Regions from separate parts of the Mus musculus genome. Here region 2 is linked to region 1. The links are chromatin loops, found by intact Hi-C in ENCODE. Cell type or tissue: heart. All regions are shown on one strand. Each heading gives the region's core, and the rest is flanking DNA. Links, peaks and the distances in the headings are about the cores only. Region 1 holds the start of Gnaq (guanine nucleotide binding protein, alpha q polypeptide). Region 2 overlaps Gnaq (guanine nucleotide binding protein, alpha q polypeptide).

Region 1 (5,373 bases), core at 275-5,274:
ATCTACTTTGGCAGAGGACATTCCTGGGCTCAATTCCCAGCACCCATATGATGGCTCACAACCATCTGTAAGTCAAGTTCCGGGAAATCTGATGCCCCCTTCTGGCCTCTTACAGGCACTAGGCACACCCATGGTGCACAGACATAAAAGCTGACAAAACACCCATGCACATGAAATAAATAAGAGTCAATTAAAAATAATATATGTTCTGGGCTGGGTATGGTGGTGAGTTCTATTGCTCTCAGCACATTTGAGGTAGATGGATATCTGTGAGTTCAAAGCTAGCCTGGTCTACATAGACTAGGCCAAAGAGGGGCCAATTCTAGTCTCAGCACTCTTTTGAGTCCTTGAGAACAGGAAAGTCCTTGCTCTCAGGCAGGCAGACAGAAACACAGACACACCCCACATATTATGAAGTAGCCATGATAAATGACTGGGAACAAAGGCACTGTACACAGCCTGCTGTCTGGGTTCCCCTTCAGGATCTCCTTTTCCTTTTCTTCTTGGACCCTGGAATCCCTCCTCCATTCCTTTAATATGTCTTTACTGATCTATCTTTCTTTCTTTCTTTCTTTCTTTCTTTCTTTCTTTCTTTCTTTCTTTCTTTCTTTCTTTCTTTCTTTCTTCTCAGGTCTCTGAAGGCTGGGCAATAAATTGGGGTGTGTGGGGTGGGTAGGCTTCTGAACTGGGACACCGCAAGGGAGATAAGAGTCTGTTTTCTCTGAAGTTCAATGCTTGTAGGATTTTGTGGTTTTGCCTTTCAGCCTTACGGTAATTGGCCTCGAGTTCTCAGAATGGCTTATCAACCCACAGTATGTCTCCAGTGATTTTGATTTGGAATTGTTATTTTAAAGTGGTGTACGTTTACGGTAGAGATTTTCTTTGTTCCTTTCTTCCTTTTTTTCTTCCCTCCCTCTTTTCCTTGCTTCCCCACAGGGTATCTCCTTCAGTAGGCCAGACTGCTATTCCAGATAAGACTGTGTGCTCGTACACCGAGCTAAGCCTATATGTTCTTTAGGGTACATTGAAATGCTTTTTACCTTTACCCCAATTTTTGTACAAATCAACTCCAGTTTTTTCTTCTGTATCCGTCCAGAGCTGCACCATGCCTTAAGACCACATGCCTATAGAGTTTGAGGACATGCTGTAGGCCCCGGGTGCTCCTCACTGCATCTTTACTGTATTTAAGCAGTTAATCCCTGCTTGTTGATTTAATGAACTGGAATTTTGTAACATGAGCCCTGTTCGGTTGCATAATTTAGAGTCTATTCTTCTAGAGCACACTCAACACCACTGTGAGTTTCTGTATGGACTCCATTTGTTTGATGTAAGTCATAGGGACACTTGCTTAGCAAATGCTTTCCAGATCCATCAAAGGTTTATGCTTGGAATTTTCTCTTCCTGTTTCCCTCTTGATGTCCTTATATAACTTTGTCCTGTGCATTGCTGGCATTCCTTACTTCCTGATTTCTTTCCAGTGAGTGATACGTTGATTTTTTTTTTTTTTTTTGTCAATTTAAATATCTGTACCAGGGCATGTCCCTGGGGCTGAGACAGAAGTGACAAACAAAGAGGTCAGTTAAGCAAAATATATTACTGACACTTTAAAGGCACAATTTGTCTCAGGGGCTCCTTAGGAAACCAGACATGAAATGTTGATCGTTTTGTTTTCCAGCTTGTTGTGTCTCTCTAGGACACACACACACACACCCCACCCCCACCCCCACGAGGGGGGGCTGGGTATTACTTGCAATTCTTGCCCAATTCTTCTATTTTACATTTCTGCCTTGGACTCTGAATCTTTAGTATCTAAATATTCATTTTCACAGCTAGTCTACACCAGCTCTGATGGTATTCATATAAAAGGGGTGAGAGGTTCACCTTCTTTGCTTCTTTGCTTCTTTGGCAAGGTATCTTTTTTAAAAGCAGAGTATTACATACAGACTTTACGTCCACAACTCCATCTGAGTCCTGGCATAGAGGCTGAATGTATGCATGCAGTGTATCACGGGGGTGGGGGGGTGGGGGTGGGGGTGGGGGTGGGGGTGGGGGATGGGGTGGGGTGGTGGTGGTGGTGGTGGAGAATAAGGCAAACCAGAGGAGAGACCTTGAAGTCCAAGACTTGTTTCATTCTTAAGTTGCAGCAATGGGTATGATCTTACATTGCAGCCCAGATCAACAGGAGCAGTTTATGAAAAGCATGAAATGTGGAGGCGCCCACTTCTATCTATAAAGTCAGGAAAAATAGTACGATTCTCCTCTTGATGTTTGAGACACACTGAATTGAATGAACCTTTTTTTTTCCCCAATACAACCTTGAATGAACAAGATATTTTCTATTTATTAGTAAACCACCTCAAATTAGAAGTATAAAAACCAAATAGAATTTTGCTCCAATGATACTAGTTTCTTCACTTTCTCCTATTTTATTCTCTCTCCCTCCCCCTTTTCTTTGCTACAAGGTCTCATACTGCTCAGGAAGCAATTCTCCTGCCTCAGCCTGTGGAGTGTGGAGTTTATGGGTGTGAGCCACCATATCTGTCTCTTTCATTTCATTCTGTACTACTTGGCGTTCTCCCAGAAGTCATCCTTAACTGTCACGGTGTAGAAGGGTCAATCCTACATTACCAGACTGTTTAACGTAGTGTGCTGGTAGGAAAACAGAAACCACCTCAGTGACCCGAAAAGTTGGAACGGATCAGGAGGCTCTTGGAAACTTGGGCAGCTTCTTTTTTTCTCTTTAGGATTCAGATTCCTATCTGGAGATAAGGAGGACAGTTCCGTCCACAGATCCCTCAGTAACCCCCAGAGAGCCAGTGACAATCCTTTCTCTTCCCTAGTAAAGAGCATCCCATCTTCTAAGATGGATCTTGGGTCAGAGGCCACTCGAGGCAGCTTCTTCCCAATGGCGTTTTAGAAATAGGAAAGGGCAGCCCGGCTGCAGAGAGGCCCGGAGCGCAGCGCGTGGGCTCCCGGCAGGGCTCCCGCAGCGCCAGCGGCCAGAGGGCAGGCCGAGGCCGCCATATTCTCGCCGACCACGCCCCGGCAGCCCAGCGGCAGCCGAAGGTCGGTGTCCGCCTGCCGGACCCGCTCCAACGGCCGTGACCGCCGCGCCGGAGCTCGCACAGAGGGAGGCGGCCGGCGAGCGGGGCGGGCAGTCGGGGGCGGGGCGAGGAGAGCGCGAGCTGTCCAGGAGGGGCCGCGGTCCCGCCCCTTGCGCTGTGCCCGCCCCCTGCGCCCGTCCTCCTCCTCCTCCTCCCGCCGCCGCCGCCCCCTCCCGGATCTGTGCTCCAGTTCAGAGAAAGGAGAAAATGTGTGTGTGTGGCGAGGGGGAGGGCGAGCACTGAGCAGCCGCGGCGCGCCTGGCAATCGGGCCGGGTGGGCGTCCGGCGGAGGCGGGGGCGGAGGCGGGGAGCGCGCGGCGGCCGGCTGCCCGGTTTGCGAGCGAGCCGAGTGGGCGCGGGCAGGCCGAGGGCGCCCGGAGCCGAGTCAGGCGGCGGCGGCGGCGGCGGCGAGGAGCGGGCGCGCCGGGCGCGCTGAGCCGTCGGCGGTCGCTCGCTGCGGGGCCGCCTCGGTGGATGAGCTCGGGCCGCTGGGCGCACAGCCTTGGGCAGCGTCGGCGGCGGCGCCTGGAGGGCCGCGCGCTCTCCGAGAAGGCGGCGTGTGAGCGCGGCGGGGCGCGGCGGCCTTTCCTCGCGCGTCCCAGGCTCCCGGCCCCGCTCGTTCCCGGCCCGCCTGGGCTGCGGGCCCGGCCGCCTCCTTTACCGCGGCTCCCCTGAGCTCGTCCCTGACGCGCGCCCGGGCGGCGGGGCTCCGCGGCCGCCGCTGCCTCGGGGGAGCGAGGGCGGAGGGCGTGTGTGCGCGCGTGTGAGCAGGGCGCCGGCGGGGCTGCAGCGAGGCACTTCGGAAGAATGACTCTGGAGTCCATCATGGCGTGCTGCCTGAGCGAGGAGGCCAAGGAAGCCCGGAGGATCAACGACGAGATCGAGCGGCAGCTGCGCAGGGACAAGCGCGACGCCCGCCGGGAGCTCAAGCTGCTGCTGCTGGGTGAGTGCGGCCCTTGGGCCCCGGTACCCCCCGCCCCGGCTCGCCGCTGCCCTCCCCACGCGCGTCCCCGGCCGGCACCCGCACCCGCACCCGCGCGCGCGCACCCAGGGGCCGAGGGCCGGGGCTCCCGGGCGCGGATCCGCGGCGTGCGCCTTTGGTGTCAGCTAGGGCCGTGCTCGGTGCACAGCGTCTGCGGGACGGCTGAGCGTCCGCGCGAGCGGCGCGGGTGGGCAATGGCGTGCAGTGCGGTGGTCGGCCAGCGTCCATTGTGGCGCGTTGTGGGGTGGAGAGGGAAGGGTGGAAACGGGGAGCAGACCCCGGTCTGGATTCTGCTAGGAAAGGTGCTGAGGAAGCCTTGGCTGGCGCTCCAATAAACCCGGGTTAACGTACTGGGCAGGGGCGGGGCGGGAAGACTAGCCCAAATGTGCTATACTGTAGCCACCAGGCCACTGACAGGAGTGACCCCAGAGAGTTGCATGGCCAGTGGATGGTGACAGGCGTCTCTATGAACCATTCCTTCCGGATAAAGATGAAGGATCCGGGAGTGTTGTACTGTGTGGTTGTTGACAGCAGACGGGTGTCTTTTGTTTAATGAGGCGACCCAGATGTATGCCTGAATTCACAGCAGTTTCTACTGGAAACCAGCGCAGCCTCTCAGTTACTCTCCTGGAAACAAACAGAAACCTTTTGTTTAAAACGGACATTTTAGTATCTTGCCATCTGGGCTCCAAGAAAAAACGGGAAGAGTGAGAGAAAATTTCCCTCTGATCGCGTTTAAAAAAACAAAACAAAACAAAACAACAACCCAACATTCTCCCTTAACATGAAATTAGCAAGAAAATGCTATTTTCAAATAGGAGCTATATTGATTATTATCTCCGAGAGAGTGTTCGGAATCAAGCGATCAGGGTCCATGTACAAGCTAGCATGACATAACTATTGCTATTGTGGTAGGAAGCAAGAACTGCTTTGCAGGAACAGGCCTGAAAAATGTCTGCACTTGTGTTTATTTGTTACCGCTTCACAAACATTTCTGTAAGAAAAGAATGTTGCATTGTTGGGATTTGAGAAGACACCCCCCCCCCCCCCGTTTTTTTCTTTTCATTTTTCTTTTTTTTGCTATCTGGAGCATTCCATGTGCTGGCTCCAAGAACCCATTACCTTGGGGCCTGGCTTGCTTATCGTCAGGAGCAAAATATCATAATCACACATGGTTCCCAATGCTGTTCCCTTCCCTTAACCAAGGTCTTTATATTGAAATCCAGTTAGGTAAATGTGCACATATAATGTGTTCATAAAGACTAGAAGGCAAGGGGCTGACTAGAA
Region 2 (5,373 bases), core at 94-5,093, 91 kb after region 1:
TTTGTCCATGGGAGTTCTTTGCTGAAAAAGCATGTTTCTATAATGGCGAGCTCCTCCAACTCATCCCACATTGAGGAAACACATGTTTTAAGATTCCTTTTGAACATACAGTGATATAGAGCTTGTTTATTTATACATACCACCTTGTTTTTTTTCTGAATACAGGTTCATAGCTAACAATAAAAGAGACTGTCATTTAGTAAAGCCTGCCTGTGTAAAGTATATGACCATGAGATTGCTTCAGTATTTAGTTCTTTCTAAAAGGATGAATTCCATTCATCTTCCACAGATGAGTTCTTCTGATTACATTCTCTGTCTTCATCTAGAATTTGATTACTAATAAAAAGGAGGTGATTTGAGTGCCTCTGTGTTAGCATGGATAGGGAACTGTCTGGAATTGCAGTGTGGTGAAGAATGTCTGAATTGGGCAGTTGGTGTTCTTCCTGTATGCCGGTTGTAGTATTTCATATGTGCATGCATGATCTCCTCAGGTTACAGGATACCTTTCACAGAGCATCATGCTCGTTGGGAATCGATCCCACCTCAACAACACAGGCAAAGCAGAGGAGGCTTTTGCTCATTGTGTAGAACGCCCCCGATGGGGGCTCCTGGTATTCCTTTGCAGCTGATTTGTGATGTCTGTGAAATCAGGGATTGAGGCAGTGTAGAAGTGTCTATAGTCTGTCCATTGCCAGCTCTGCAAGAGAAAAACATCTGATATGGAGAAAAGAAATGATAGTGGGGACTCAGCCTGTGCTACCTTCAAGCTGACAATTTCACTTTTCTTTTTATTCTATAGTTTGAGCATCCTTGATCTGAAAATGCTATGGTGGAGGACAAAGGATAGATTACAGGATTCAGTCTTTCCTTCCACCTGTATAAATCCAGTAAAATTATTAAAAATTTGTGTAAAATTACTACCAAGCTGCATTCATTCCATGAGTATGAAAAGCAAGTAGCTTAAGCCTCATCTCATAGATACTTGTATATATGCATGTGTTACCATATTTAAAAGCTCTGCAGACTAGGATGTTTCTGGTGCAAGTATTTCTGACAAGGATACTCACCCTTACCTAGTTTCTAAGTTTAGTCTTTAAAGTTCTAATGACCAGGCTCACTTAGCAACTAGTCTTTAGCTCAATTTGCCTAAGTAGCTACGGACTGTTACTATGACACGTGGTTTTCCTTTTCATTTGGAGTGGAGGGGAACTAAGAGGACCACTAAGTACTATGCTACCTGTCTTAGTCATGGTTTCTATTCCTGCACAAACATCATGACCAAGAAGTAAGTTGGGGAGGGAAGGGTTTATTCGGCTTACACTTCTATACTGCTGTTCATCACCAAGGAAGTCAGAACTGGACCTCAAGCTGGTCAGGAAGCAGGAGCTGATGCAGAGGCCATGGAGGGATGTTACTTACTGGCCTGCTTCCTCTGGCTTGCTCAGCCTGCTCTCTTATAGAACCAAGACTACCAGCCCAGAGATGGTCCCACTCACAAGGGGCTTTTCCCCCTTGATCACTAATTGAGAAAATGCCTTACAGTTGGATCTCATGGAGGCATTTCCTCAACTGAAGCTCCTTTCTCTGTGATAACTCCAGCTGTGTCAAGTTGACACAAAACTAGCCAGTACACTACCTAAGAATAAGGAACGACATGTCACAGAAAAGTACTTCACTCATTAGGGTTGGGGGCATGATTCAGTCGTTATCTTACCTTGCAAGCCTGAAGATCTGGGTTCTGTCCTCAGAATTGAGCTAAAAATGCCGAGGCATTATTACATGGGCATGTAATCCCAGCACTGGAGATGCAAAGACACGCAGATCTCTCAGGTTCTTAGCCAGCCAGCTAGCCTAATTGTGAATGTCAGGCAAATGAGAATGGTGCCAGCGACATCCGCCAGCCCTCAGTTTCTTGGTTATGTGCATGCATACCCACTCCTAAGATGTAAGCATTTGTTAAAAATGTTTACATTATTCTGATTTTTGTATTTCCTTAAAAAAGAAAAACCCTCAAGATCTTCAATGCTATTTTTCAAGAGAAAATAGCCAAAATTCTGAAGACTGTATTATTCCTGTCTTTGATCAACTCAATAAGAAATTGCTACATAAAAATGAAACAAAACAAAAACCACAAGGGAATTTTCTTAGTTCCCAGAATGACCACATACTGATTGCACTGAGGAATTTCCACCTGTGTAATAAACAGGACTAACAATTTCGCATTTTGGTCTGTCTGTCAAAACATCTGGGAAGCCAAAGATTTGTAGGCTGCAGAAACCAACCTGGATGAGGAAGAGGAAAAGTTTTGAGGGTGTGAGCTCACAGGAGGCCTGAGAAGCTGAAGGACTGTGCTTGGGAGAGATGAACTTCAGCCAATTTCAGTCTTTCAACACTCACTTCTGATTCAGATTCCTGGGAAAAAGTGTTGGACTGGCCCAGCCTGGATTCTTTGCTAGTTCTTTAGACAGGGGAAGGAAGTCTGGTCAATGTGATTGACAGTCCCTGGGGGAAATCTGGGTACTGCTAGTGGAAAAAGGAGAACAATTCTGGCCCCGTTCACAAATGTCTACTACAAAAGTGCACAGTCGATTTATAACACGGAATGACATGTGAACTCCCTGTAGATGCAAGTCCTCTGAGTTTACTTAGCATTTACCCTAAAATACAATTTCTTATTCTGGACTTACTGTGGGTTATAGGGTGGGAAGGGACTCAAGTTAGTGACCGAGTGACAACTATCTTCTCTCCGATGTGCACTGTGGTAAGTGTATCCAGCATTTGAGTTCTAGCACAGAAAAGCCAAAGAGTCTTGCAGTCTTTACATTTGTTAAGAATTTTTCATTTCTTCATAGTCTAGGCCTGAGTTTTTTCATGTGTGGGAGTGGGACAAACAGTGATAAGGTGGTTTAAAGTTGGAAAGCTCATGCATGTGAAATACCTTTAAAATTGTTGGCAGTGTCAAGTGGAGGAAAAGCCATCCTCAGAGCATGGTCACTGGGATAGGATGCCAAGGGAGGCACAGATCACTCCTTTCCTGGATGTGTTCAGAACAGAATAGATTGTTGACATGTGGCTTTCTCTAAAGCTGTCTTTCCAAGCTAAAGCATGCTGTGAACTGGACAAACTGAAATCTTTTCTGACAATCGCCTCGCTCGTGCTGATCCCTGAGGAAAGAGTTTAGCAATAGATGGACACTGGCTCTCTCCCTTCTGTGTTCTCACTGAAGCAGAGCTTATGCATAGAAGAACGCGTGTTCTTAGTAGTGAGAGTCAGGTGTCACCACTTTGAACATGTCTGTAGCTAAGCTCTTAATCTGAGTCAGCACAACCAGTACCTGGGCTCATTACCCCTTATTCTAGATAAATCTACCAACCACAGGGGATCATCTCTTTGATGTTTAAGGACATTTAGTTTTGCCAATGTTTCAACCTGTATTCAAGAAGGCACATATTGTATGAACTTTGGTATCTGTATTTCACTTAAATCATATTTGAGGGGTAACAAAGAACTTGTCCTGGTGGTGAAAATATTTTTTTTAATCTGTTTAGTCACATAGTCACATTTGTTTAACATCTAGTTTTCTAGCTATTCTATAGGGTATTTGTTTGTTTGTTTTTATATATGTTTTCTTTAAATATGTGACTGTTTCTGACTGTTACAAATAATACAAATGTAGGCACTCTTGAACCTGGCCTTGGTTAACATATGATTATGTTTACCAAACAAAAACACATAACCTTTTACCCGCCTCTATTAGAGTGCCTGATTTATTATTGCTTTGTAGGAGCTCTTTATATATTAACAACTCTCTGCTTAGTAAATGCAATTTTTCTTTACTTTGTGAATATTTTCTTTACTTTGTGATTTACTTTCTATTTTCTTACTGGTTCTTCTAGTAAAAGTTCTTAATCTTAGTCCAGTTAGTCATTTTTCCCCCCTCTAATTAGTCCTTTTAAAGTAATCTTTGCTTACTTTAAATTCATATAAATAACCTGGGCTTTTCCCAAATTTTTTATTTTTGCTTTTACATTTAGATCTAAAATAAACTTCATCATATATTGTAGAGTACAGTGTGAAATAAGGAGACACATTTTAATTTTTCTGTCTTGCAATCTTGTTGACCCAGCTAGTTTACCAAAGACACCATGCAGGGCTGTGCAGGATCGCCCTGGTCACTGATCACATGATTATGTATACAGTTGGTTCCAGGTTGACTATTATGAGCCATTTGATTATTTTGTGTCTCTGTCTATCAGTACTAAACTGCTGATAACCAAGCTGTATAAGGAGTTTTGATATTGGACAGGGTAAGCCATTCTGCTTTGGTTTTCCTCTTTGAGACTGCACAGCTGAGTTGACTCCCTTATATTTAAAGGGTTTTTGGTTCTGTTCTTTTTTTCCATGAAAAAAATGTCTTTAACATTTTTTAGGCTTCCTAGGCAGAACCCAAATGTTTTCATGGCTTACTCTGTAAAGCAACATCTTCCTTTTCCGGAGGCCTCTGCATGTTTGCTGTTCAGCTTGTGTTAATTTATGGCCAGGCACAAAGTTCTTTATTTTTCCTATATTGATAATGACATTAAGAAAAAAGCAGTCACATCACTTCTGAAGGCTGCTGTGAGCCTTCATTAGTATTCACGGGTCCATGTTCTTGTCCTTTTTAGCATTTTCATTTAGAAAGAGGAGAAGCTGGGCCAAGTGCAGTGGGGATCAATGTCCCTTTCCAGCAGTGTCTTTTGGGCTGACATTTCCTCTGCAGTGCCCAATTTAGCTAATACGTTAGCAGAATCCTTTCCTGTTTCCTGTCCCCAGTGTCTGCAGCACTGGCATTGAACAGGTTTGTCTGGATCACTAGCTTTTGTGGAACTAGGCCATTTTTTTTTTTTTTTTTTTTTTTATGGTTCAGTTTAAAAACTTAGGTTAAGAAAGAAGGTAATAATGAAAGCTGGTTTTGACACTTGTTAACTGTAGTGTTTTAATCTGGTTTTAAGTGTTCTGTGTGCTGTGATATAACTTGTTTTTTTGTGAGTAAGCAAAAACAAACAAACAAATCTGTATGTTGTTTAGTTCCATTTGATCTGGTTTTTGATTGTTGAGATAGGGTGTCTTAGTTGCTTTTCTAATGCTGTGGTAAAACCTTAAAACCAAAGCACCTTACAGAAGGAAGGGTTTGATTTTGTTTTGTTTGTTTTTTGTTTTTGTCATATGATTCTAGACAGGTGAGTGACCATTTCTGTCATGACAGAAACAGGAAGCAGATAGCAAACTCAAAATGACAAGTCATTAAATTCTCAAAGCTCTCCCCCAAACAGTGCCTGCCACCAAGTGGGGACCACATATAAAAATGGAAGAGCTTTGGGGACATTCTCGCTC

The links. Hi-C counts contacts between places; a loop is a spot of excess contacts. Peaks named below come from ENCODE experiments on the same cell type or tissue, not always from the same donor. Only the 100,000 strongest peaks of a DNase experiment are listed, where the experiment ranks them.
Region 2: it touches region 1 in a loop (4-fold over the local background); 2 of 42 quality-filtered maps call a loop at or near these places.

The regions. Positions count from the first base shown.
Region 1 is chr19:16,129,415-16,134,787 of GRCm38, forward strand. Gnaq (guanine nucleotide binding protein, alpha q polypeptide) reads left to right here and starts at 3,270. Exons shown (of 7, transcript NM_008139.6): 1 at 3,270-4,047. The coding sequence starts at 3,912. In heart, for the core only: a CTCF peak has its summit at 3,045; DNase peaks (open chromatin) are centred at 3,197, 4,047 and 4,397; H3K4me3 peaks cover 2,907 bases; H3K27ac peaks cover 2,668 bases.
Region 2 is chr19:16,220,297-16,225,669 of GRCm38, forward strand. All of the region lies in intron 2 of Gnaq (guanine nucleotide binding protein, alpha q polypeptide), which reads left to right. Among named protein-coding and RNA genes, the nearest start is that of Gnaq, 90 kb to the left of the region's middle. In heart, for the core only: no CTCF peak of the experiment used is centred there; a DNase peak (open chromatin) is centred at 2,455.